Regions from separate parts of the Homo sapiens genome. Here region 2 is linked to region 1. Evidence: chromatin loops called from intact Hi-C (ENCODE). Cell type or tissue: HCT116. All regions are shown on one strand. Links, peaks and the distances in the headings refer to the core of each region. The heading gives the core; the rest is flanking DNA. Region 1 has its middle 9.5 kb from the start of SCYGR5. Region 2 has its middle 47 kb from the start of LINC01807.

Region 1 (12,440 bases), core at 2,054-10,053:
CTTGAACCCAGGAGGTGGAGGCTGCAGTGAGCCAAGATTGCGCCACTGTACTCCAGCCTGGGTGACAGAATGTGACTCCGTCTCAAAATAATAATAATAACTAGCCAACTAGAGAAACCTCACAGGACTGCCTGATTAAATCCCACTTGAAGCTGGTGATTGTGAGCTTATGATGGAATTATTTTGCTGTATTGTGTGACTTTCTCTAGCAAGCAGATCAAAGATTTTTCCTGGGATTGTTTTTTTTTCATACAAATGTGACTGAAACACAGGGAGGCCATGGAGCTTTGGGCATTGGTGTGATTGCTGTAGAGGAAATAAGGGAAGTGAAGAAAGGACAGGCAGGGAGGTTGAGAGGAGAACAAGGATGTCCCGATAACACTGAAGAATGGTCCCGTGGAAGTAGATGATCGAGTAAGCAAGAAGGCGAGATCCCTGTAGACAGAGCCAGGTGACGCAGTTCCTTACATTGGAGGGAGGACAGGATGTGGCCACAAGAATGGGGAGCTGAGGTAGAGTGGAAAAGGAGTCTAGAAATGAGGGGATTGAGGAACAAAAAAGACAAGATGTATCACATGTGGATACTGAAAAGCTGCAAGATAATGGCAGGACCTAGGATGGAGAATTGATGCCAAAGGGTTTGATGACTGAGGAAGACGGACCAGGAAGTCAGTAGATGTCAGCGCCGAGGAGACAGTGCTCTAGCTGATTGAGTTTCAAATAGATTGACATTTTCATTTTCTCCCAAGGAGTTGGGAATAATTGTCTGGAGGCAGCAATGAGAAGCAAGGACAATATCAGTGACCACATCTAAGTTCCCAAGATCATAGCTAGAAAGTGATGATGCTGACATTTGAGCTCAAGAACCTGAAAAAGAGGCCGGGTGCAGTGGCTGATGCCTGCAATCCCAGTACTTTGGGAGGCTGAGGCAGGTGGGTTGCTTGAGCCCAGGAGTTCGACACCAGCTTGGGAATCATAATGAAACCCTGTCTCTACTACAAAAAATACAAAAATTAGCCAGGCATGGTGGCGTGTGCCTGTAGTCCCAGCTACTTGGGAAGCTGAGGTGGGAAGATTGCTTGAGCTTGAGGAAGTCAAGGCTGCAGTGAGCTGCGAGCTGTGAATGCACCACTGCACTCCAGCCTGTGCAACAGAGTAAGATCCTGTCCCCCCCCAACCCAAAAAAAAATCCTGAAAAGGCAGCATTATTACTCTCCTTGTTAGTTGTGGGGACTGGCTTCCAATCTCCTTTCTCCTTTAAGACCATCTACCTCCATGTCTGTATTTTTTCCTCTTCATCACCTCCTCTCTCTAAGGAGACTGTTATTCTGTTTATTCTGTGAGATTTATTTCTTCTGACTTTCTCCCACCAAATTCAGAGGACAGAAGTGCTAGAGCAGGCAAAGAGACAAGAAAAGGCAGAGGAATTTCAGCATCTCCAGGTCTCTGAAAAGCATGAGAGCATGAGGAAGAAAAGACTGGAATCTCAGTTCCAAGTTCACCCTTGGAGTTGTGCAACAACACGTGGTCAGACGAGATAGAAATATAATGGAAGAAAAAAGAGGGTGGGCTTTCTGGAGCACAGAAAATGGCTGACCCCAGTAAGGCTCCTAAGTGACTCCGCAGATAGTTATTTCATCATTCATTTGCACAGGAAAGACCCAGGAAACCTCAGAAGTATCCCACAAAAAAAGAGCATTTCCCCACTTTCTGTGAAGTCAAACTAGATGGGAAGCAGCCAGTGTCAATTCAACCACTGACAGATTTTTCTCCTTATCAGCATTGCTCTTTATGGGTATAATTCAGTTTCTAACTGTCATTGCCACCTACTCCATGTAAGCAAGAGTTTGGTTGATATAAATTGGAACAGTAATAACTTTACTTTAAGGAAGACAAGAATTCATCTAATGGGTCTCCAAGAAGGGCTATTTCACCTGGGTCCACTTTGTGCAGGGCAGAGCGGGTGGCAGCCAGTGTGGTGTGATCTGGAAGGTCATCCCACTAAAGCTGTCCCCCACTGGGCGCTGGATTCCACCCAAGGCCACTCACTCTCTCCTGATAAGCATCCAACCTTCCTTCAAAGTGACATTACCCAGAGGACTGGCTGATCGTGACTAGAGAGTAAGTGTAAATGCATTTATCAAGAGACATTTATTTCTCACTGGAGACAGGACTGCCATTTAAGAATATCAGAAGGCAGGTGTTTAACACATCAGTTGTTTAGCACATTACGTTTCTTTTCAGGCTTTCTTTTCTATCTAAGACCACACACACTCCACTCCCCACCCCCACTGCCTCGCAGTCAGCAGGAGAGGAGGGGCCTTGCGGCTCAGGGACAGACAATGCAACCCCGTGATGCTCAGTGGAGGAGGGGAAGGTAGGCCTTATGGAAGGTGTGTGAACTTCAAAATCTCATTTGAAAGATCCTGTACTTCATGTCTGTTGGCATCACCACCACCACCTTCTAGAGTCTCCTCCTTCCTTTATGGAAGAAACCTGGGATGATGTTGCCTGGATTCCCTTCCCTGTATGACTGTAGGTCAGTCTGACAATGAGAAACACTTCTGTGAAATTTGGAGAGTGGAAAATTAAAATGACCAGTATTCTCCAAGGCAGCTACCTTAATTACAGTCAAACCCAGTATAGAATTCCTTCTCAGAGAGGCCTTTGGATAAATATAAATACCCCTTACCTTAATAATATTTAAATTCAAACGCCCTGAAGCCTAGAAGGATATTCTCTAACATAACCAGAGTATATAAAAATAAAATACTGGCCAGGCATGGTGACTCACGCCTATAATCCCAGCACTTTGGGAGGCAGAGGCGGGCAGATCACCTGAGGTTAGGAGTTGGAGACCAGCCTGACCAACATGGAGAAACCCCATCTCTACTAAAAATACAAAATTAGCTGGGCGTAGTGGCGCATGCCTGTAATCCCAGCTACTCGGGAGGCTGAGACAGGAGAATCACTTGAACCTGGGAGGCGGATGTTTCAGTAAGCCGAGATCGCGCCATTGCACTCTAGCCTGGGCAACAAAGCAAAACTCCATCTCAAAAAAATAAAATAAAATAAAATAAAATAAAATAAAATAAAATAAAATACCATTACATTTAAAAGGCAAAAGATGTACACAATTTGAAGAGAAACCAGAGTATACAATATCATTATATTTAAACAATTACTAGAAAGTGTCAGATGTTGCACTTTTATTATCTTATTTTTTGAGACAGGGTGTCACTCTGTCATCCAGGCTGGAGTGCAATGGCACAATCATGGCTCTCTGCAGCCTCAACTTCCCAGGCTCAGGTGATCCTCCCACCTCAGCATAGGTGTAGTGTAGGTCTAGGTATAATCTTAGCCGTGTAGCTAGGACCACAGGCGCCCGCCACAACACCCGGCTACTTTTTGTATTTTTTCGTAGAGATGAGGTCTTGCCGTGTTGCCCAAGCTGGTCTTGAACTCATGGGCTTAAAAGATCCGCCTGCCCCGACCTCCCAAATTGCTAGGATTACAGGTGTGAGCTACCGCGCCTGGCCAGATATTGCACTTTTAAACCCAGAAGTGCAAGTGGAAATTTTTCTGTAAATGTATATAATGTTCACATTATCTGGGTACTGTTAGAACCATTTAATAAAAGATACCAGTTTTTACCATTTTAACATATTTAACATTATATATATATATAATGTGTTATGTATACTTATATATCAATATGTTGGTTCCATTTCTCTGGAGAACTCTGGCTGATAGAATAACCAATCTTATGTTCTATACTTTGAAAATATTAATTCATCCAGTATATGTTCACTGAGCACCTACAAAGTACTAGGGATATAGCAGACACTAAGATAGATAAAGTCCCTTCGGTTCTAGCTCTATTTTAGAGAGAAGAAGCAAACAAAAAAATAATTAAGCACATAACAGGTGGTGACAAAGCAAGGTACGAAAATAGAGAGTGACCCAAGGAGGCCCATTTTGGAGAGTGGTCTGGGAGGTCCTCTTTAATAAGGTGCTATTTAAGCACTCTGCACGCAGTGAGGAGGCAAGGCTGCAGATGCCTGGAGCAAGAGCGTCCTAACAGGTGGAACAGGAAGACCCGAGGCCCGAAGACCGAGTGCATTTGACTGGCCCGGGTATTGTCATTGCACATAGAACTGCAGGTAATAATATTTTGGTCCTACGGAAAGTACCCTGGACTGCAGTCCGGAGACAGGTCCTGTCACTACATAGCAGTCATTTTTCTCTTCCAGTTTTTAATTCCTTATGGAAAAGACGAAGAATCAGGACCAGGCAGGTGTTTCCTGTCCAAAATACCCAGAAGGCATTACTCCCACAGCGGTCCTGCCTTCCGCATCCTCCTCCCAGTGGTTTCCAATGTACAAACACAGGCTCTAAGGAATATTTTAATAAAGGAGTCTGTGTAACTTTAACTCAGTGTTTCCAGCTTTATTTGGTCTCAAACCCTATTTCTACTACTAACAAAACAGGAGTCACTGAAAACACGTTTAGAAAAGTGAGCTCAAATAGCAAATTTATCTCTAACATTCTCTGAATAATGGAAAATAAAATTGTACACCTCAATAGCCTCAGCTCTCCAGCTAATAAATATATATGAGTTTAAAATAAAAAGGCTGGGCGTGGTGGCTCACGCCTGTAACCCCAGCATTTTGGGAGGCCGAGGCGGGCGGATCACCTGAGGTCAGGAGTTCGAGACCAGCCTGGCCAACATGGTGAAACCCCATCTCTACCAAAAATATGAAATTAACCAGGAGTGGTGGTGCATGCCTGTAATCCCAGCTACTTGGTAGGCTGAGGCAAGAGAATCACTTGAACCCAGGAGGCAGAGGTTGCAGTGAGACGAGATTGTGCCATTACGCTCCAGCCTGGGCAAAAAGAGCGAAACTCCGTCTCAAAAAAATAAGTAAATAAAATAAAAAGACAGGAGAGAGAGCAAACTTTTAACTTCTTTTTAGCAGCAGAACCTTTTCTACCTACAAATGCCTACATGAAACATCTGGAAACAAAATATAAAACCTCGGTCTGGATTCAGTGTGAAGTCAACCTGCTGTCCATCGCAGTAGCTGTAATCACACTGCCCTCTAGTGTAACCCTCGGGGGAATTACAGCTAAAATGACTACAGAAATCTCTCTCAAACTTTCAGCCTGAGAGCTGGCCAGGACGGCTGTGAGCTACGCAGTGGTTCTCAAGGTGAGGTCCACAACCAGCAGCAGCAGCAGCAACACCTGGGAATTTGTTAGAAATAAAAAATTTTGGTTTCACACCTTCCCCACAAGTCCAACTGAGTCAATAACTGGGGATGAGCTTAGCCAAGCAGTCCTTAATCCCTCCAGATGAGGAACAAAATCATGGCTCAGCCCAGCACCCACAGGTAATTTTTTTTTTTTTTTAGACAGAGTCTCACTCCGTCACCCAGGCTGGAGTGCAGTGGCACGATATTGGCTCACTGCAACCTCCGCCTCCCGGGTTCGAGTGATTCTCCTGCCTCAGCCTCCTGAGTAGCTGGGACTACAGGCATGTACCCCCATGCCCAGCTAATTTTTATATTTTTTAGTAGAGACGGGGTTTCACTATGTTGGCCAGGCTGGTCTCGAAGTCCTGACCTTGGAATCCGCCTGCCTCGGTCTCCCAAAGTGCTGGGATTACAGGCGTGAGCCACTGCGCCCGGCCAGGGGTAGTAATTTTTTGTACCATGTTGTGTTCAATTAAGAACAAAAAAGCATACTCAGGGCAGCCTATTGAAAACCAAAAAGTTCATAAACAGAAGAGTTTCTATGCTTAGCATTTGTTCAGCAGTTTTCACTTGATGCTGTGCTTTCAGATTCAATAGGAGTTACATCCACCCCAACAATAAATACCACTAGACCCAATTTCATTGTACTACTGCCAGGAATAACAAAAGGTTCTAGAATAGACCTAGTCATCTTTTCTTTAAAAATTTCTGCGTGTGGGGGTAATGCTAGTTGTGAAAAACAGGTTTTGTATTGAGAAGTAGAGGTGAAAATTCTGTAAAACTAGCCTGTGTTTAACATATATACAGTTTGGTATTTCCAGCTCAAGTGTTTGTTCTGGCCAGACGTGCAGCAATTACGCTCTGTTCGTGACCGGGGAGACTGGAGAAAAGTACATGCGTGAATCAGTGCAATTTCCCCACAACTGCAAAAAAAAAAAAAAAAGTAACTTTCTTCCTTCCAGTCATCCTTCTTCCTTCTCCAAACGCTGCCTGAGCACTTAGGGTAGATGAAGCCTGTGTTAACAGAAAGCATGGATCCTGCCCAAGGTTCCCTTGGAGCATCAGCCTCCCACGCAAGAGACATCTTCATTTCTACCATGTTACACTTGTTCCCAAATATGATAACTTGATAAAGAAGAGAGACCTGTAAAAAAGACAGCAATGGTTACAAACATTTGAATCTCAGAGGGGAAAATCAATATAAAATAAATTACAAAATGAGTAATGACTAAACTATTTTAAAATGTATACTTTTTTTATGAAAATTGCAATTTTCTTAAAAAGGCAGGTCACCTAAAAGGGTTAAGCACCCCTTTATCATGTCTGCATTTCATATAGTATCTAGTTTTTAAAAATAACACTGTAGGCCAGGCGCGGTAGCTCACGCCTGTAATCCCAGCACTCTGGGAGGCCGAGGTGGGAGGTCAGGAGTTTGAGACCAGCCTGGTCAACATAGTGAAACCCCGCCTCTACTAAAAATACAAAAATTAGCCAGGCGTGGTGGCATGCACCTGTAATTCCAGCTACTTGGGAGGCTGAGACAGGAGAATCGCTTGAACCTGGGAGGCAGAGGTTGCAGTGAGGCGAGATCGCATCATTGCACTCCAGCCTGGGCGACAGAGCAAGACTCTGTCTCAAAACAAACAAACAAACAAATAAATAAATAAATAAATAAATAAATAAATAACACTGTAGTCCTTTATGTGAACATCTAAGTTTTCAAACAACCACCACACGGGGTGTAACTAACATTTATTACCTAGCTAAAGATAACAAAAACAAACTGGAAAATTTCACTCCATATGTAAATATAGATTCATCTGTCCTATTTGTATTTAACAAAAGTGAAAGTATTGATACATGGAAAATCAGAATACAGTAGATTTAAATGAAATATTTTAATTAAAGATTTAATCCCACATTTTGTGCAAATGATTAAAAATTCAAATTAGGTGTAGCACAATCTGTGTCAGCTTCCTAGGGTGGTTTTAATGACATACCATAAATACTGGTTGGATTAAAACAACGTGAGTTTATTGTCTCACAGTTTTGGAGGCTAGAAGTCTGAATTCAAGATGTCAACAGGGCCATGTACCCTCTGAAACCTATCGGGGAGAGCCCCTCCTTGCATCTTTCAGCTTCCGGTGTTTACCAGCAATTCTCGGTATTCCATGGCGTGTAGATCCATCATTCCAATCTCTGCCTTGGTCTTCACATGGCTGTCTTCTCACTGTCAGGTCTGTCTCTGTGTCTCTTTTCCCTTTCTTATAAGGACACCAAGTCATTGGATTAAGAACACACCCTACTCCACCATGACTTTATCATAACCTAACTAATTACATCTACAACAACCCTATTTTCAAATAAATTAACATTCTGAGATGCTGGGGATTAGGACTTCAACGTGTCTTTCTGGGGGACACAAGCAACCCATAATAGTCTTCCCCTTTGCCCCAAAATTCATCTTTCCCACATGCAAAATATATCCACCCCTTCCAAATATTCCCAAAAGTCTTAACCATTCCAGTATCAACTCTAAGTCCAAAATTTCATCTAAAGGTCATGAACTCAAAGTCCCAAATGTTGTCATCTACATCACTGATGGCTGAGACTCAGAGTATGAATCACCCTGGGGCAAACTCTTCTTCATCCATGAACCCGTGAAGTCAGACAATGAGTCATCTGCTTACACAATACAATATCTAGGCATAGGACAGACATTTTCATTCCAAAAGGGAGAAATTGGAAAGAAAAAAGGGGTCATGGGTCCCAAGCAAGTCTGAAACCTAGGAAGGCAAGTTCCATTAGATTTCAAGGCCTGATACCTTCTGAGACTGAAGAAAACTTACAATTAAAAAAAAAAAAAGACTTCAAGGCCTGAGCATAATCCTCTATGGCCTGATGATCTTTTACACCCATATGGTGGTTGTTTAAAAACTTAGATGTTCTCATAAAAGACTACAATGTTTTTGTTTGTTTGTTTTTGTGATGGAGTTTCACTCTTGTCACCCAGGCTGGAGTGCAATGGCGTGATCTCAGCTCACTGCAACCTCTGCATCCCGGGTTCAAGCGATTCTCCTGTCTCAGCAACCTGAGTAGCTGGGATTACAGGTGCCCGCCACCACGTCTGGCTAATTTCTGTATTTTTAGTACAAATGGGGTTTCACCATGTTGGCTAGACTGGTCTCGAACTGGTCAGGAGTTCGAGACTGGCCTCTGCATCCAGCACTCCAGGCTTTAAGTCATTCTTGTTAATTTTATGGTCTCTTTCAGTCCAGAATGGCAATGTTTCTCCTGGTATAAAATTCTCAAAAACGTTGTCAGCCTCCCAAGAAATTCATGGTGATCTAAGCCATCAGACAAGAGGGCCCTGCACAGATCTTTCCTGAACAACTACATCTCTATTCTTGGCTTCTGATGAGATAAATGATTGGATCCATGAGCCACACACCTCATTTATTTAGCAAACACTTGTTGAGCCATACTTTTGACATTTCTATAGTATACTATTTGGACAGGTGGAGAATTTTCCAAATCAGGTACTGCTTCCTTTTTGCTTAGCAGTTCCTTCTTTAATTTATCTCTTTCTTCTCACATTTTATTACAAGCAACAAGGAGACAACAGGCTTCCCCTTTGCACACTTTGCTTGGGATTCTCCTCAGCTAAATATCCAAGTGCATCATCACTTACAAGTTCTGCTTTCCTTCCAACACCACGACATAATACAGCCAAGTTCTCTGCTGCTTTATAACACAGATCAATCACCTTTCCTTCAGTGTCCAATAAATGCTACCCCTTTCCATCTGAGACCTCACCAGAAACACCTTGTAATGTGCATAATTCTAGAAACATTCTGTACATGGTGGTACACGTATTCTCTAAGACAATAGAAGCTTTCTTTGTAGCTCTCCTCTCTTCCTTTTGAGCCTTCATCAGAATTGTCTTTCCCCCAGCCCACCCCCACTCCGCCAGGCAGAGTCTTGCTCTGTCGCCCAGGCTGGAGTACAGTGGCATGATCTCGGCTCACTGCAACCTCTGCCTCCTAGGTTCAGGCAATTCTCCTGCCTCAGCCTTCTGAGTGGCTGGGATTACAGGCACGCACCACCACGCCCAACTAATTTTTGTATTTTTAGTAGAGATGGGATTTCACCATGTTGGCCAGGCTGGTCTCGAACTCCTGACCTCATGATCCACCTGCCTCAGCCTCCCAACGTGCTGGGATTACAGGCATAAGCCACTGCACCCGGCCCAGAATTGCCTTTAATGTCTGTATTTCTACCAACAATTTCAGACATGTGAATCTAGGCTTTTTCTATGAAGTGCTTCAAAACACTTCTAGCCTCTACCCATCACAGAATTCCAAAGGCACTTCCACACTTTTACATATTTGGTATAGCCCCGCCCTACTTTTCAGTACCAAAATTGCTATCAGCAATTCATTGAGCCTTGTGATTTCCTGGGTGATAGAGAAACAGGCCATTGAAACGAGTCCCTAGTCCTAGCTCATGGCATCCAAATAGCAAGATCAGTGACATAGACTATTCAATGTGAACTAGGAGGAAATCTGCCTCATCACCATTAAAAATGATGAGACTACATGGTCAGTGGGTGTTAAGCAACATTGCCAGGAAAAACGGGCAGGCCAAGGTTCAGATGGGAAATGTTGGCATGCAATGTTGATTTAAGTAATCTGGATAAAAAATACTTTTCATGCTGAGACACGAGTCATGAGGCGCTAGAATATAGGGATAACTTCCTTTCAACTCTTTAAAAAGTACATATGGTAAATATTTGCTGATTTAGACTATGTAGAGAAGAATCAAAATGAATCAGTAAAACATCCAAATAGGGAAGTATGGGTGTGGAAAGCATGTATTTTGAGCAGAATTTAACGAAGCCGACCAAGGGTTCCCTATGGAAGGAACTATGGAATGAAGGACTGAACATTTGATTAAAGAGCAGTTAAGAATGATTTATTGCTAGTCTTACATAAGTTAGTATTTATAAAGTGCTTTCAAACAATGTAATTCCTTAAAGAAACAGTTTTCCTTGCAACCTTAATTAAGTCATAAATTTACTTTTTCAATCTCTCTCTATTCTTACAGGATAGCCTTGAAATTGATTTTGTAACCTTTTACATTGGTTTTTGTACAGATGATCAACAATCTATATTAGCTGGGTCTGACATTATGAGCTTTTATTTTATCACCAATTCATTGGTCCTTGTGATCTTCTGGGTGACTGGGACTAGATGAGATTTTCAAGGAAAAGCAAGGGAAAGACAGCTGTATTTATTATACTAGGTGCTGCTTGGATTCCTCCCCTATTGATCTTATTTACTCCTTACAAACAAAATAGTGGATAATTTTTATCTTCTCTTAATCAGTGGGACTCAGGTTAAGGAATCTGAGTAAGGTCAGCTAGCTGTGATTAAGTACAACAGAAAAAAATATCTGATGGCCACATCACAGTAATACCTGGGATGTTTATGAAATACCAAGCTGCTCAGAGCAGCCCACCAGCTCTGCAATAGCCAGAGCCCCCAAGTTCCAGGATTCCCTGTCTATAGCAACACTAGGATAGACCAGTGGCCCAGACCAGAAGTCCACTGCTTTCTCTGCACCCATCTTCCTTGCAAAGGTTAGAAATTTACATTCTAACATAATTAGGAGAAAATCAGAGCATTTCTTCGGTGACGTTTTAACTGATTTTAACCAATGACCATGTTAACCAATGACCTTTGAAGCAGAGGTTAAACAGTAAATAAAAATTAACACCTGCTTGATATATTAAAAAGTATGCCACTGGCATAACATGGGATTGTAAGTTCACTGTTTGTCTTTTTTGTTACATAGTTATAACTCTGCCTTTAATTGTAAAAATAGAAGAATGCCTTGAAGTTAGAAAAATAGCCCTAAGGAAAGAATGTTTGAATCTTTCAGGCTGTTTCTTGCTCCCTTCCATCTCAGACAGACCACATAATCAAGGGATATTGTATTCTTTATGTTTTCAAAGTTTTTCCTAGGTAGTCATTCGTTTTCTGTAGTCCATAAGGAAAAGCATTCAGTTCAGAGGGGCCATGTAAGCAGAATGCTGACAAATAAAATAATATACCATTCACCGTCTTTTTATAATAAATGAAGATACTAGCAGGGGGCAAACTTGGTGCCCATCCTAATCAGAGTTGTGGAAATCTCGCACTGAAGAGGATTTGTTGTAGCTATTTCTCCATGTGAGCACTCATATTCTTTGAGTCTTTTCACTGTGCTGGTGATGGACTTCCTAATTTAGTTGAACCAACCCATCCAACCATCTTGAGTTAAACATTCTGCTGCTAGCATTAGGGGAGGAATCAGGAGTTATTTCCAATGTAAAAACCTGAAGCCATGGTCTCTCCTGGTCCTCAAAAATGGTGAGTGATGTTTTGTCCATGACTGATTCAGAAAGAGGATTTGAGATTTGATTTCCTGGCTAATTTTGGGGGTTTTATTTGAGACAAGGTCTCACACTATTACTCAGGCTGGAGTGCAGTGGCACGATCATACCTCCCTGCAGCCTCCATCACCTGGGCTCAAGTGATCCTCCTGCCTTGGCCTCCCAAAACTCTGGGATGATAGATGTGAGCCACTGTGCCTGGCCCTAGAAATCATTTCTACTCTCTATTTTATTAGAAGTAACCCAGGAATTAATGTTCTGCAAAATACACTTGTAAAACTGCAATGGATCTGGTGACAAGAAATTATGCATTTTTCTAAAGTATGCAATTATTTAATATCTCACTTTCCAGAGGATTATTTCTAGTGAATACAGGTCTCCCCTGGCTATTCCCCTTAATCGCCAGCAGGACTAATCAGTGTAAATAACAATCTCAATTGCTAAACTCACTTAAAACTTAACGGTTTCAGGCTCCAGCACCTGCCTGTGACTTATACGAGCTGGATGATGACCAGCGTCTCCACGCTCTGAAAGATGGTCCTTCTCTCTTCCACGGCCACAGAAGCTAGATGTGGATTCCTACGTAGAGGTGGCATAATGTGGAATGTAACCCACGTTATGCACCTGCTACCAGGAAAGCATTAGGCCAGGAAATTTCTTCACGACTACACCTGTGTGATGTGCATTACAATCTCCCTAGTCAGCTAAGGGAAACTGAGGCCCCAAGACACAGAGAAACTCGGACAGGA
Region 2 (12,440 bases), core at 2,839-10,838, 1.0 Mb before region 1:
AAGAAACAATTTTCTGGACGCTGAAACTCAAACTATGCTCCCAAAGACTAAGAAACCAGTAACTCACCGAAATTCTTGAGTTGACAAGATAGCAGAGAAGAAAAGAAACAACCTGCTAAGATGCTGAAACTACATTAAAACTTAATGGCTTAAAACAACCATTTACTTAGTTCACAATTTTGTGGATCAAGAATTTGGAGGGGATTGGCTGAATGGTTCATATCTTTTCTACTTGTGAGATCAAGAAAAAACTGGCTGAAATCAGTTGAAGACTAAGATGGCTGACTGGAGTTTGCATAGAACAAACTTGATTGTGCACGTGACCCATGGATTTGCATGAAGTGGTAAGTGCTCATGCCCAAGGACTTGGCCACATCCTCCCTTTCTTCCACCAATCACGTGCTAATCCAAATATCCATCCTCTAATCCATCCTCTAATTCTTGTCTTTTTTTCTTTTCTTTTTTTTTTTTTTTTTTTTTGAGATGGAGTATCACTCTGTCACCCAGGCTGGAGTGCATTGGCGCAGTCTTGGTTCACTGCAACCTCCACCTTCTGGGTTCAAGCGATTCTTCTGCCTCAGCCTCCTGAGTAGCTGGGACTGCAGGCATGTACCACCATGCCCAGCTAATTTTTGTATTTTTAGTAGAGAAGGAGTTTCACCATATTGGTCAGGCTGGTCTTGAACTCCTGACCTCATGATCCGCCTGCCCCAACCTCCTGAAGCGCTAGGATTACAGGCGTGAGCCACCGTGCCTGGCTCCTCTAATTCTTTTCTAATAAAATTTTTGCCTTAAAAACAGCATGGGGAGACAGATTAGAGCTTGACACTCGTGTCTCCTTATGAGTTGACTTGCAACATAGAACTTTCTTTTCAAAAAAAAAAAAAATGAAAACAACAACAAAACAAAACAACCCAAAACCCAAAGTCATAGTACTGGCTTCCAGCACATTGGGCATTAGCTCTATAACAATTTATTGAATTAAGTTAATTAAGTTCATTCCAAAAGTTCTGTGATTTCTTAAGGACATCTCATTCTCATGGCTGCCTCTGTTGACACTCCTGCTTCCTCCCCTAAGTTTTTGTCCTGCAATATACCAAGTCCAGATAGGAAACTTGGCCCCTTATCAATTTTACACACAGCTCACATATACACACTCCAAGGTACTTGGGAATCAGCAAGAATTTACTGTGGCCCTGAGATCTCAGAGAAGAGTAATTTTTGCATTACACAGCAAAACGAACTTAAAAATCAATTCTGGTTTACAATTGCTGAGTAAAAACTACACTAAAACTTAATGGTTTATACAACCATTTACTTAGTTCGCAATTTTGTGGATCAAGAATTTGAAAGAGATTGGCTGAATCATTCATATCTGTTCCACATGGCATCCTTGGCGGGTCTGTAAAAAGACAATTGGTTAACAATAAATGTATGAATCTATTTCTTTACATTCTTTTCAGTTGACCTATATGCCTACCTTATTGTCAATAACACTGTCTTAATTATTATAAGTGATAAACCAGGTAATGAAAGCTATCAACTTTGTTATTTTTAAAAATCGTTTTGTCTCTTTTAGGTATCCCCATTTAAAAAAAAAATAGAATCAGTTTGTCAACTTCTACAAAGAAATCCTGCTGGGATTTTTATTGGAGTTGCATTGACTGTATAGATCAGGAGTGTCCAATCTTTTGGCTTCCCTGGACCACATTGGGAGAAGACTTGTCTTGGGCCACATGTAAAATATGCTAGCACTAACAATAGCGGATGAGCTAAAAAAAATTGCAAAAAATCTCATAATATTTTAAGAAAGTTTATGAGTTTGTGTTGGGCCACATTCAAAACTCTCCTGGGTCACATGTGGCCTGCGGACCACAGGTTGTACAAGCTTGGTATAGATCAATTTGGAGAGAATTGACACATTAACATTACCTAAGCTTCTGGCCTATAAACACGTTATATATTTTTATTTAGGTAGTTATTTAACTTCTCTCAGCAATATTTTGCAGATTTAAGGGTATCGATCTTGCATACATTTGATAGATTATCCCTAACTATATCAGTTTTCTTTCGAGGCTGTTGAAATGGTATTTTCATTACTATTGCTAACGTTTGTTGTTAATATATAGGAATACAACTGATTTTTTTGTATTATGACTGCTAAGGGGGCCTTACTAAACTCACTATTACTTCCAATAGCTCTTTCATAAATTCCTTAGGATGTCGTCAATAGACGATCAACTGGTCTGCACTTTAGTAAAACTAAAGATCGTTTTACTTCTGTGTTCAGCATGTCTTTTATTTCATTTTCCTTATTTACATGGCTAAAGCCTCTAGAAATTATTCAATAGAAGTAATAAAAGTGCACATTCTTGCTTCAATTCCCATCTTAGATAGGAAGGCTTTAGTTTTCACTATTAACTGTGAGGTTAGCTATTGGTTTTTAAATGTCCTTTGAGAATGCTCTGTTCTAGTTCTTGTTCATTGAGAGTTTTTATTATGAATGAATAAAGTGTAGAATTATTTTTATATGTTGCTGGTTTCATTTTCTAGTAGTGTTTTGATTTTGGGGGCCATATTCATAACACGTGTTGGTCTTTAGTTTTCTTTTTTGGTGATGTCTTTGCTTAGCATTGGTATCTGAGTAATACTGGCCCGGTAGAATGAATTTGAAAATGTGTCCTCCTCTTCTACCTTATGGAAGAATTGAGAAGAATTCAAATTAATTACTTTTTAAAAGATTTTGCTAGAATTTGCAGGAGAGCTATCAGGCCTCAGCTTTTCTTTGTTGGAAGCATTAAAATTACCAGCTAAATCTTTTTACTTGCTATAGGTCTATTCAAGTTATTCATATCTTCAAACACTTTTGGTAGCTTGAAATTTTCTAGGAACCTTTGCATTTTATATAGGTTACCTAAAATTGTTGACATTCTCTTGTTCGTAGTTTTATAATTCTTTTTATTTCTCTATAATTGGTAATGATATACCATCTTTCATTTCTGATTTTACTACTCAAGACTTTTTTCTTTGTCACTATAGATAAAATTTTATTAATTTTGATCTTTTTGGAGAACTGACTTTTGGTATTGTAGATATCAATTTTTTTTTATTTTCTATTCTGAAATAGAATATTCTGAAATAGAAATAGGTTTTTCTATTCTGTCTCATTTATTTCCATTCATATTTTATTATTTCCTTTGTTCTGCTTATTCTAAATTCAGGTTGCTCTTTTTATTCTTGTTTCTCATGTAGAAGTTTAGTTTATAGATTTGAGATGAGTTTTGTTTTTTAACATAGGTGTTTACAGCTATAAATTTCCCTGTATGGAATGCTCTAACTGCATCCGATGTATTTTCATGTAGTGTTTTCAATTCCATTCATCTCAAAGTGTCTTCTAATCTCTCTCATCATTTTTTCTTTGACTCATTGTTTATTTAGGAGTAACTTGTTTAATTTCTACATGTTTGTAGATCTCCATAATTCTCTTTTGTTATTTCTAATTTCATTGTTTTGTTATTGAATTATGCCTTTTGTGTCTTTGCAATCCTTTTAAATTTATTAAAGCTTATTTTATTGATTAGTATTTAATCTGTCTTCAAAAATGTTCCTTGTACTATTGAGAAGAATGTGGACTCAGTTGCTTTGAGTGGAGTGTATTAGAAATGCATGCTAGGTCTAGTTTGTTGTTAATATAATGTTACTCATGTCTTCTAAAACTTTGCAAACCTTCGTCTACTTGTTCTATTCATCATTGAAATTGTGGTATTGAAGTCCCCAACTTATATGCTTGAATTACATATTTCTTCCTTAAATTCTATGAGTTTTTGCTTTGGGTATTTTGAGCTCGTGTTTAGGTGTGTATATGTTTATAACTGATATATTAATAATATCTTCCTGATTGATTGACTTTTTATCATTATAAAATGTCTCTTTCACTCTCACTAGTAACTTTTTGTTGTTGCTTTCAAGTTTGTCTGGTATTAGTATTGTCACTCCAGTTCTTTTACGGGTACTGTTTATATATTTTTTCATCCTTTTTCCTAGCCAAGATTATGACCAAAATTCAATAGTCCAAGTGAACATATCCCATCTTCCATGAATCTGTAGAGAAAAAAGGTTTGGAATCAATAAGTTTGCGTAACACTTGGTTTATCCTGTTAATTTACCTTGAGTAACAATGTTGGAGATGTACTTTGGAAATCTCATTTTAGCAATCAAAAATCTTTCAAGTTAACCAGGAGAGGAAGAGTCATTAGAAGAAGATGAAAGAGACAAAAAGAGTATGGCAGTAAGTGGCTCCTGGCTTTCAGGATTTTTGATTTAAAAGTTTTGATGAAAGTTGTCTATGCCCAGCAGTCCGCTGCTTGACTTGAATTTCTAGAAATTTTTTTTCTCCTTCATGATGCTTTCTGCTTCTGGAGAGCCCAAAAGATTTAATTTTAGATTATCCATTGGCACAGAAGCCTAGGAAGTTTTCATAAGATGTCTTCATTAGGGAAAAGTAGTGTGAAAGGTCTATTTCCTGGAGTTTTACTGCAGTATTTGTGTTTAAAAAGTCACGAATACTCTTTCAACAAGTCATATGATAAAGGCACTTCCAACAAGGTTTTAAAAAAGGCTTACATTCGTGGCATTTAGAGTAAAGTCTCTGGGCTAAAGGCTATGCAGTTGTCCCTGTGACTTGTCTTTAATTGGGATAAATATTATAAAGGTTTGATGCAGCATACCAGCTTATTACCAATCTGTCCAGGAAAGCCACTTGGACAGGTTGGTGATAAGCTGCTATGCTGCATCAAACCTTCATAATATTTATCCCCATTAGCCTAAAAAAACAGTCAATGTCAAGGGAAAGAGCTAACATCTCTAGACACTCACGGTATGTCGTGACCCTCTCATCTGGGGGCTGTCTCTGACTTCATATTAAAGTGAGCCTAAAGGATAGGAGAGCTAAGAATAAAATTCCAAAATATTTGAAACTAAATAACACATTACTAAATAGCCTAAGGATCAAAGAAAACAAGGAAATTAAACTACAATAATGATAGAATTTAAAATAAAAATAACGTATCAAAAACATTATGCCAATAAATTTAGCAACTTCAATGAAATGGCCAAATTCCTCGAAAAACACAAATTACCAAAACTGATGGAAGAGGAAATAGAAAATGGGAATATTCCAATATCTTTAAGAAATTGAATCTGTAATCAACAACCTCCCCTAAGATGTCTTTACCCGGGAATTCTACCAAACATTTAGGCAAGTAATAACAGCAATCTTACATCTTACATAAAAGAGAAAAAAAAATCATATATCATCAAAATTTTAAAGTCTGCTTTCAAAAGGCAGAAATAGGAGAATGAATAGACAAACTATAGGCTGCGAAATAGTATTGAATATAATCTTTTGCAAAAAAGTGTACTTATCAAAGAATACATATAAGATATATGTCTAGGATATCTTACATATATACACACGTGTGTATGTGCGTGTGTGCATGCGTGCGTGCACATATCTTACAAATCACTGGCATCCTGAATGCGTAAAAAAACTCCTGCAAATGTTTGATAGAATTAATCTGGCCTTGGAGTTTTTCTTGTGGCCAGCTTTTTGGCAGTTTCTCAAAAAGTTGAATATGTGTTTATCATATGACTCAGAAATTCCACTTCCATGTATTTATCTGAGAAAAGTAAAAATACATAGCCACAAAAATTTTACAAGAGTGTTCAAAGCAGCCTTATTTTTCACAATAGCTCCAAATTGGAAATGATCCAAATATCCAGAAAGAGAAAATATATAAACAAATGGCAGCCTATCTATAGAATGGAATAGTACTCAGCAATAAAAAAGAATAAGTTAGTAACATATGGGACAACAAGGATAAATTACAAAAACATCTTACTGAGCCAAAGAACCCAGACACATTAGAATAAATAGGACATAGTTCCATTTATTTGATGTTTGGGAACAGACAAGCTACCCTCCAATGCTGGAAAAGAGTACAGTAATATCCCACAGCAAGGAAGGGGTAGAATGGAACTTTCTGGGTTCCATTAACAGGGGTAAAATGGAACTTTCTGGGTTTATAGAAATGCCCATTATCTTGTTTTGGCTGGTAGTTACATGTTTTGATACAATTATCAAAACTTATCTAACTAAACACTTAAGAAGAATTAATTTTATTGGATGCAAATTAAACATCAAGAAAGAATCATAATTTCCCTTTGGTATAAAATCCCTTCTTTTTCATCAACAAACCACTTCCTCTTCCCCTCTTCTCTAATGAAATTACATAATTTAAAAAAAAAATTCTATTAGCCAACCATGATATAATCCATTTTCAGAATACGGAGTTGACATATTTCTATATCTATATGGTAATTAATAGGTTTTAAGGACTTAATAATTATACTCTCTTCATACAATGAGACATAAAATGTTAGTGGTCCTGCATTAATACCCACTTCGAAGGCCACCTTTCAGCTTTCTATGGGGTAAAGCCCAGTGAGATTTTTTTTGCGGAGGGTCACTCTTCGAAGTTGCACATCAAAACCTCGACCAGAAGATTGGCAGGAGTATCACATGGCAGGCTCTGTCCACTAACATATCCACTTAAGTTTCTAGTTAGAACCTATGTTTGAGGTGGGCAATTCAGGTTCTGGAAGGCCAGAATCAGTGGGCTTTTAAATGCGAACTGTAGAAACAAAAGTGTAGTGTTATAAACATTATGAGAAAATTAATGTTTCTTCTCATGTGTTTCCTTTCATCCTTTCCCTACTGGAAATATTATCATCAAACCTCAAGGTGGAGCTATCATCACATAGTTCTCACTGGCTTTTCTGTCAGTGCAAGCAACAAAAAAAAACATCGCAGTTTGCAGGTGTGTTTCTTCTTTGGTTCCTTCCCCTAAATATACTTATTATTTTATACACTCCATAGAGCAAAAGTCAACAATTCACACAAAACACATTTTGTATTATGACCAGGTAATCATTTTTCTCTTTCCTCATAAGTAAACTTTATAAAATAACATATTTGCTATGTGTGAGGAACTTTCACAATATCTATACTCCTTGAGGTCGTTTATTTAAATGCTGACATAAAACATTAAATTGTTTTCAGAGTCCGTTAGTTTATTTCAACCCACAGTTTTAAAAACATATGCTAAGGATGTGCTACTCAATACGACACACAGTAGTCAAACATGGCTACGTATATTTAAATTAAAAGTAATTAAATTAAAGATTCAGTTCTGTAGTTGTGTTATGTGCATTCAAGTACTCCATAGCTACATGTTGGTGCCCGTATTGGGTAGCATAGATATATTTCTATCATCACAATAATTTTTATTAGAGAATGCTTCTCTAAGGTAACTATAATTCTCATTTTTAAAGAAAAAGAACATATTGATATAATAATATTTTAAGCAGAAGCAGTTCCTGATTAGAGAACCATCCCTTAATTTCTTGCACTTACTTAGTACTGTAACAGTAAATATTTTTGCTGACTTGTAAGGTGGTCTTTGTATTTAAAGTTTCCTTGTTATTTTTTAGGTTTAATTATACACCCAAATGTAACTAAGTGAGCATTCTGAGCACCAGAAGTCAAACCCCATGGTCAGATAAACCTTTCTCTGTGATTCCACAGGGCAGCATTTATGGGCTCAGTACATACTGTTAACGATAGAGCAAAATTGGCTTACATGCAGTAGTAATTCTTAAGGGTTAAGCCCCAACACATGTTTGTTTAAAAAGAAAACGTAGTGTGACCTAGGGAATCTACTTTTTTTAAAGCTCAAAATAATTCTTATCTGCCCTACAGTTTAAACACCACTGATAGGATTTATTTATATGTCAGAGTATAAGAAAGTAATTTTAAAACTAAAAAGTTTTGTGCAGCTATTCATGTCAGAAAGGAATGCTTACCCTCTATTTCTCATGTTTTCTTCAAGGGGAGGAAAATTCTAGTTCCTTAGAGGGTAATGAATGGGAGAAACACCTCTGTTCTCTTTCATTTCACTCCCTTTCCATTTCTCCCCATGGAATGAGAAATGACTTTTCTGGTTGGTGACACCAGAGAAAAGAGTCAGCTTACATGCCCCAGCCCCTTTGAGATTCTCTGTCATACTGTGAGAGGCTGGTCTCTAAGGACACAGACCTTATCTGCTAATCAGTCCATCATATCTGGACATGTCAGGAAACTCAACTGTGACCAATGTTCAAGACACATTCTCCAATTCAGCTTGATCAGCAACAGTGATGATAATTTGCTTCTCATCCATTTGATTCAACACTCAAGAGCTTGACCCTCTCAAGCCCTAACATGTAATGGTGTAATAGCCAGGAGCCAAACCCAGATCAGTTGTTTGGAAGGCAGTATGCTCAGCTCCGTACTTCATCTGTTTGACATCTATCTGTCCCCATGCACACACGTACACCACCACCACCACACTCACACACCACTGTTTTCTACACACGATGTAAGGAAACTTCATTGCTTCCTTCCTTTCTCTCCTTGAATTGGAGAAATGCACTTGAGGGATGGATGTGTGCTGCTTCCGGTAAAGGAAATATGCTTTGGAGTGTGGAATGACTATGGGATGGGGAGTTGGGACGAGAAGGCCTCCCCAGAGAGACCCTTGGACAGGCCCTCAGTTCACTCAACTTGGAAAGAATTGTCTCCCATCAACTTTCAAGTGATAGAGTGGGCTTGTCATGTTGCTTTTCAGTGTTTTACCTATTCCTTTGTAGAAGAATACGTAGAAATAGTAAAAGAATGCAGGAGAACCCTACTGGTCAGTAGCTTGATATACCCACCTGTTGGCTTGGAATCCTCTGTGACCAAATGGCATCCAAAGAAACTGCGGTTATGGTTCTTTGTTTAAATGTCTGTTCATCTTATAAGGTGTGTATTTATTTTTGGGAGCAAGATGGGGTAGATACAGAGAGGTGAGAATGAACCATATTGGTTTGGAAAAACTAAGAACACCAGTAAAGAGTAAAAAAAAAAAAAAAAAGAAAGCACTGATGTGTTATTTTTAATCACACACAATAATTATGTCGAACAACATCAGGATTTAAGATAATAGGTGTCAACATTTTCAAGATAATAGCCAACTATTCAGCCTCAACTTCTGAATCCTGGGAGATGAAATGTCTGGATGCTTCTGTCAGTTATGAAGTGGTGGTAATGAGTCACAATAAGGCAAATAGTAAAATAAGGAGGAAATCCCATGGCCAGGATGTGATGGACAAAGGAGAAAAGGGGGAGGACATAAGCAAGGAGAGAGAGCAAGGGAGGGTGTAGAGAAGAGTATTAACTCTGCATATTGTGTATTAACTACACCTTCCTTGTGGAATCCAGTCTTATTCTGATTGCAACATGTTTAAGTGTGTGTTTGCGGGGAATGGACATGAATGAATGCCCAAATTCCTTCCCACTGGTGGGGTACATGCGAGCATACCTGAGCCAGTGAGCATGAAGCTCATGTGAAAGACTTTCAAAGGACTCTCACCATTCATGAGACTGCATGTTGCCACTGTATGGTACCACTTTCAGGAATGAATTTCAGTTTTAAGTAAACTAAACCTCTTGTTTAAAGGAACACATCTGCAGTAGAGAAATAAGATTAAGCCAGCAACATTGACCTCTATTCTGAAACCAAAACAGTTGAAGAAATTTATAAATAAATTATCCAGAAGAGGATGGATGGGATGGTGAGGGAATTCAAAATCATGTTCTCTGAAGACCTTTTTTTAATTCTTAAGGGATGTGGAGGTATTTTCCCTTAAGAGAAGGATCATGGGAGATAGAAGTTTTGCCTTCAAATATTTGAAAAACTGTCATGTGGAAAGACTAGATTAGTCATCTGTGGTCCTGGCAGGTGAACTAATACCTGTTGTGGGAGTTATGAGGAAGTAAACTTTGGTTCAGTATCAGGAGAGGTTTTCTGACAGCTAGTTTTCGACTCTTTGGAGCAGCATTTGTCATTGGTGAAAATCTTCTAAGCTTTTACATTCGGCCTTTATCATTTCACCTCTTAGCTCTTCCTACAGACTGCTTATGGCATTGGTCAAAATAAGAGCCTATTCCCAGAGCAGCATGAGTTTCTAACTTTGCATAGAACACCACACAAATAAATACTATGTACTTAATCAATCACATGGAAAACTGATGCCAAGTATTTTTTTTATCACGAAGACAAGAGTCTTATGCCAACCTGGTAGACTTCTAGTATGCAGCTGAAAAATGCAGAGTTTTTTAGAAGGTCAAAGTCTCCTTTCTTGGACTCTTCCTCCTGGAGTAGCATTCCTTGTACCTGAGTCCTTAAACCACTTTTCAGTTCAAAACCCGAATCTAGGACAGCATTTTAATAAAAGGTTAACATTGAGTAGTTGTTAAAACCGCATGGTTAAAGTTCTTCCTGAGAGTAAAAATGTACTTTCAAATGTTAATTAATTCAACATCTTATGAATCCTGACAGAACAAAATAGCCAGCACGGAAAGAGCCATCACCACCCTCCACCTGAAAAGTTTTCCTGTGGGAAATGCTAAAAAGGATTCATATTATAGCTGTCAGTCCTTTCAGTTTTGCTTGTGTTTTGGCATTATTCACTATGTGTATATTTTTAACAGCAGCCCAATAGCCCAACACAAGAGAGTCTGAATGCTTTCCATAACAGCACCGACAAGCCGATGGCCCAGAAAGTAAACACAATGCTTCTCACCTCTTGTGCCCTTTAGTTTATCAAGGTTTATCACATGAGAGCCAAAGACCTTGGAGGAAGGCCCTTGCATTCTTTGCCTTTTCAGCAAGAAAAGTCATAGTCTGTAGAAGCAGCGAACTTTACAGAGCTTATCTGATTTTTGGCTCAGGGACTCATTATAAAAAAAAAGAAGGACATCGATCAATCCATTTTGAATAGGTCAATATGGAACACTGACAAGAAAGAAATGTTGGGTAATAAATTAATTGAAAGCTCCAAGTAGGGAATTATATAACACAGAGGTAAACATATAGTTTTATGTCATAGCTACATGACATATACAAGTTGAAAATGCAATTTACACGTGTGTTTTATTTAGTAGCCTAACAAATGAAGCAATTTTGCACCTAATTTTAAAAAATGCCACAAGTAATCTTGGTTGTTTTTTTTCCTCACTTTTAAATCCCAATACATTCATCAACACTCTTTTTGTCAACCCTACCAGACCCCACTCACACCTAAAATCTCAAATAATATCCAACTCGAAGAGATTTTATAAGGATTAGATGAGGCAAAGGTATAAAACATATATTCAAGTTGGATTAGCACCTAACACATAGTAGCTATGCAATAATTGTACATTTTTTAAAAGTATCTAATGCCAAATAAAAGAGGTGTCCAATGTCAAAATAAATCCATATAAGGCCACATGGATAGAAAATAATATTTTCCATTTAAAAATGTCTTTGTAGTTGGGCTTCTGAAAAACAGACTCAAAGTTTTTTGTTTGCACTATATAAATCCAAAGTCTGCTATAGTTTCATGATTTATGATAATAATTTTCTCTGTTATTATATAATGCCTCATTATATAATGACCTCATAATTCAACAATATTATATCAATTACTTTTTTAAAAATCTCCCATTGAAAAACTATGAGGCTAAAATTCAGGGATGGCTCAAATGTGATGAATGTGGGTGGGCACAGTTTTTAGTTACCTCTAATACAATCCTGAGACATTTTGTTCTAAAACCTGTTTGAATTCTATATTAAAGTAATTCTTTTTCATTTCCACTATCATAGATTTCAAAAATTTATAAAGGAGTTAAAAATTGCCTTTTCTGATTTTAAAACATCATGAATATCTAACTCATGAATATCTAATAAAATTATAGCCCAAAAAATCTAATAAATACAGAATAGGGCATTTTAAAAGTAGGTTCCAACCACTGAAATGAATCAATATTAAAATAGGGTTCTGCCATGACTCAAAACAAGGCAGCTCTAAGGGAAACCATGGGATACACATAAGTTCTATTTATTATCTTTCTGATCTGTGCCTTTCTCCCATTCAGAGGACCTCTCCTCATTCCAGGTTCTCAGGTGCTTATACTCTATCTTTCCAGCCACCATATCTGTTCTCAGTGAAGGATCAGCATTCCTTTCTACTGATACGCACATTTCAGTTTAGAAGTGTATCTAAGGATCAGTAGTAAATTCCTTTCTACTGATATGCACATTTCAGTTTAGAAGTACATCTGGTAGTGGTTAATTGCTCTGAATTATAAAAAGTTTAGTTTCAAATCCTGGAAATTCCACTTATTATCCGTTTTACTTGTGTCTTTTCTGGTTATTGAAAGAATGCACAGGACTCTTCAATATATATTCACACAAGACTCACTTGTAATACCAGGCATATTGTTTCATTACGTGTTATTGAAATTGTGCAAACGA

What was found. Hi-C counts contacts between places; a loop is a spot of excess contacts. Peaks named below come from ENCODE experiments on the same cell type or tissue, not always from the same donor. Only the 100,000 strongest peaks of a DNase experiment are listed, where the experiment ranks them.
Region 2: a loop joins it to region 1, with 3 times the contacts of the local background. A loop is called at or near these places in 3 of 110 quality-filtered maps.

The regions. Positions count from the first base shown.
Region 1 is chr2:227,651,100-227,663,539 of GRCh38, reverse strand. No RefSeq gene overlaps it. Among named protein-coding and RNA genes, the nearest start is that of SCYGR5, 9.5 kb to the left of the region's middle. In HCT116, for the core only: a CTCF peak has its summit at 5,107 (motif pointing left); DNase peaks (open chromatin) are centred at 5,109 and 7,899.
Region 2 is chr2:228,652,357-228,664,796 of GRCh38, reverse strand. No RefSeq gene overlaps it. Among named protein-coding and RNA genes, the nearest start is that of LINC01807, 47 kb to the right of the region's middle. In HCT116, for the core only: a CTCF peak has its summit at 6,783 (motif pointing right); a DNase peak (open chromatin) is centred at 6,836.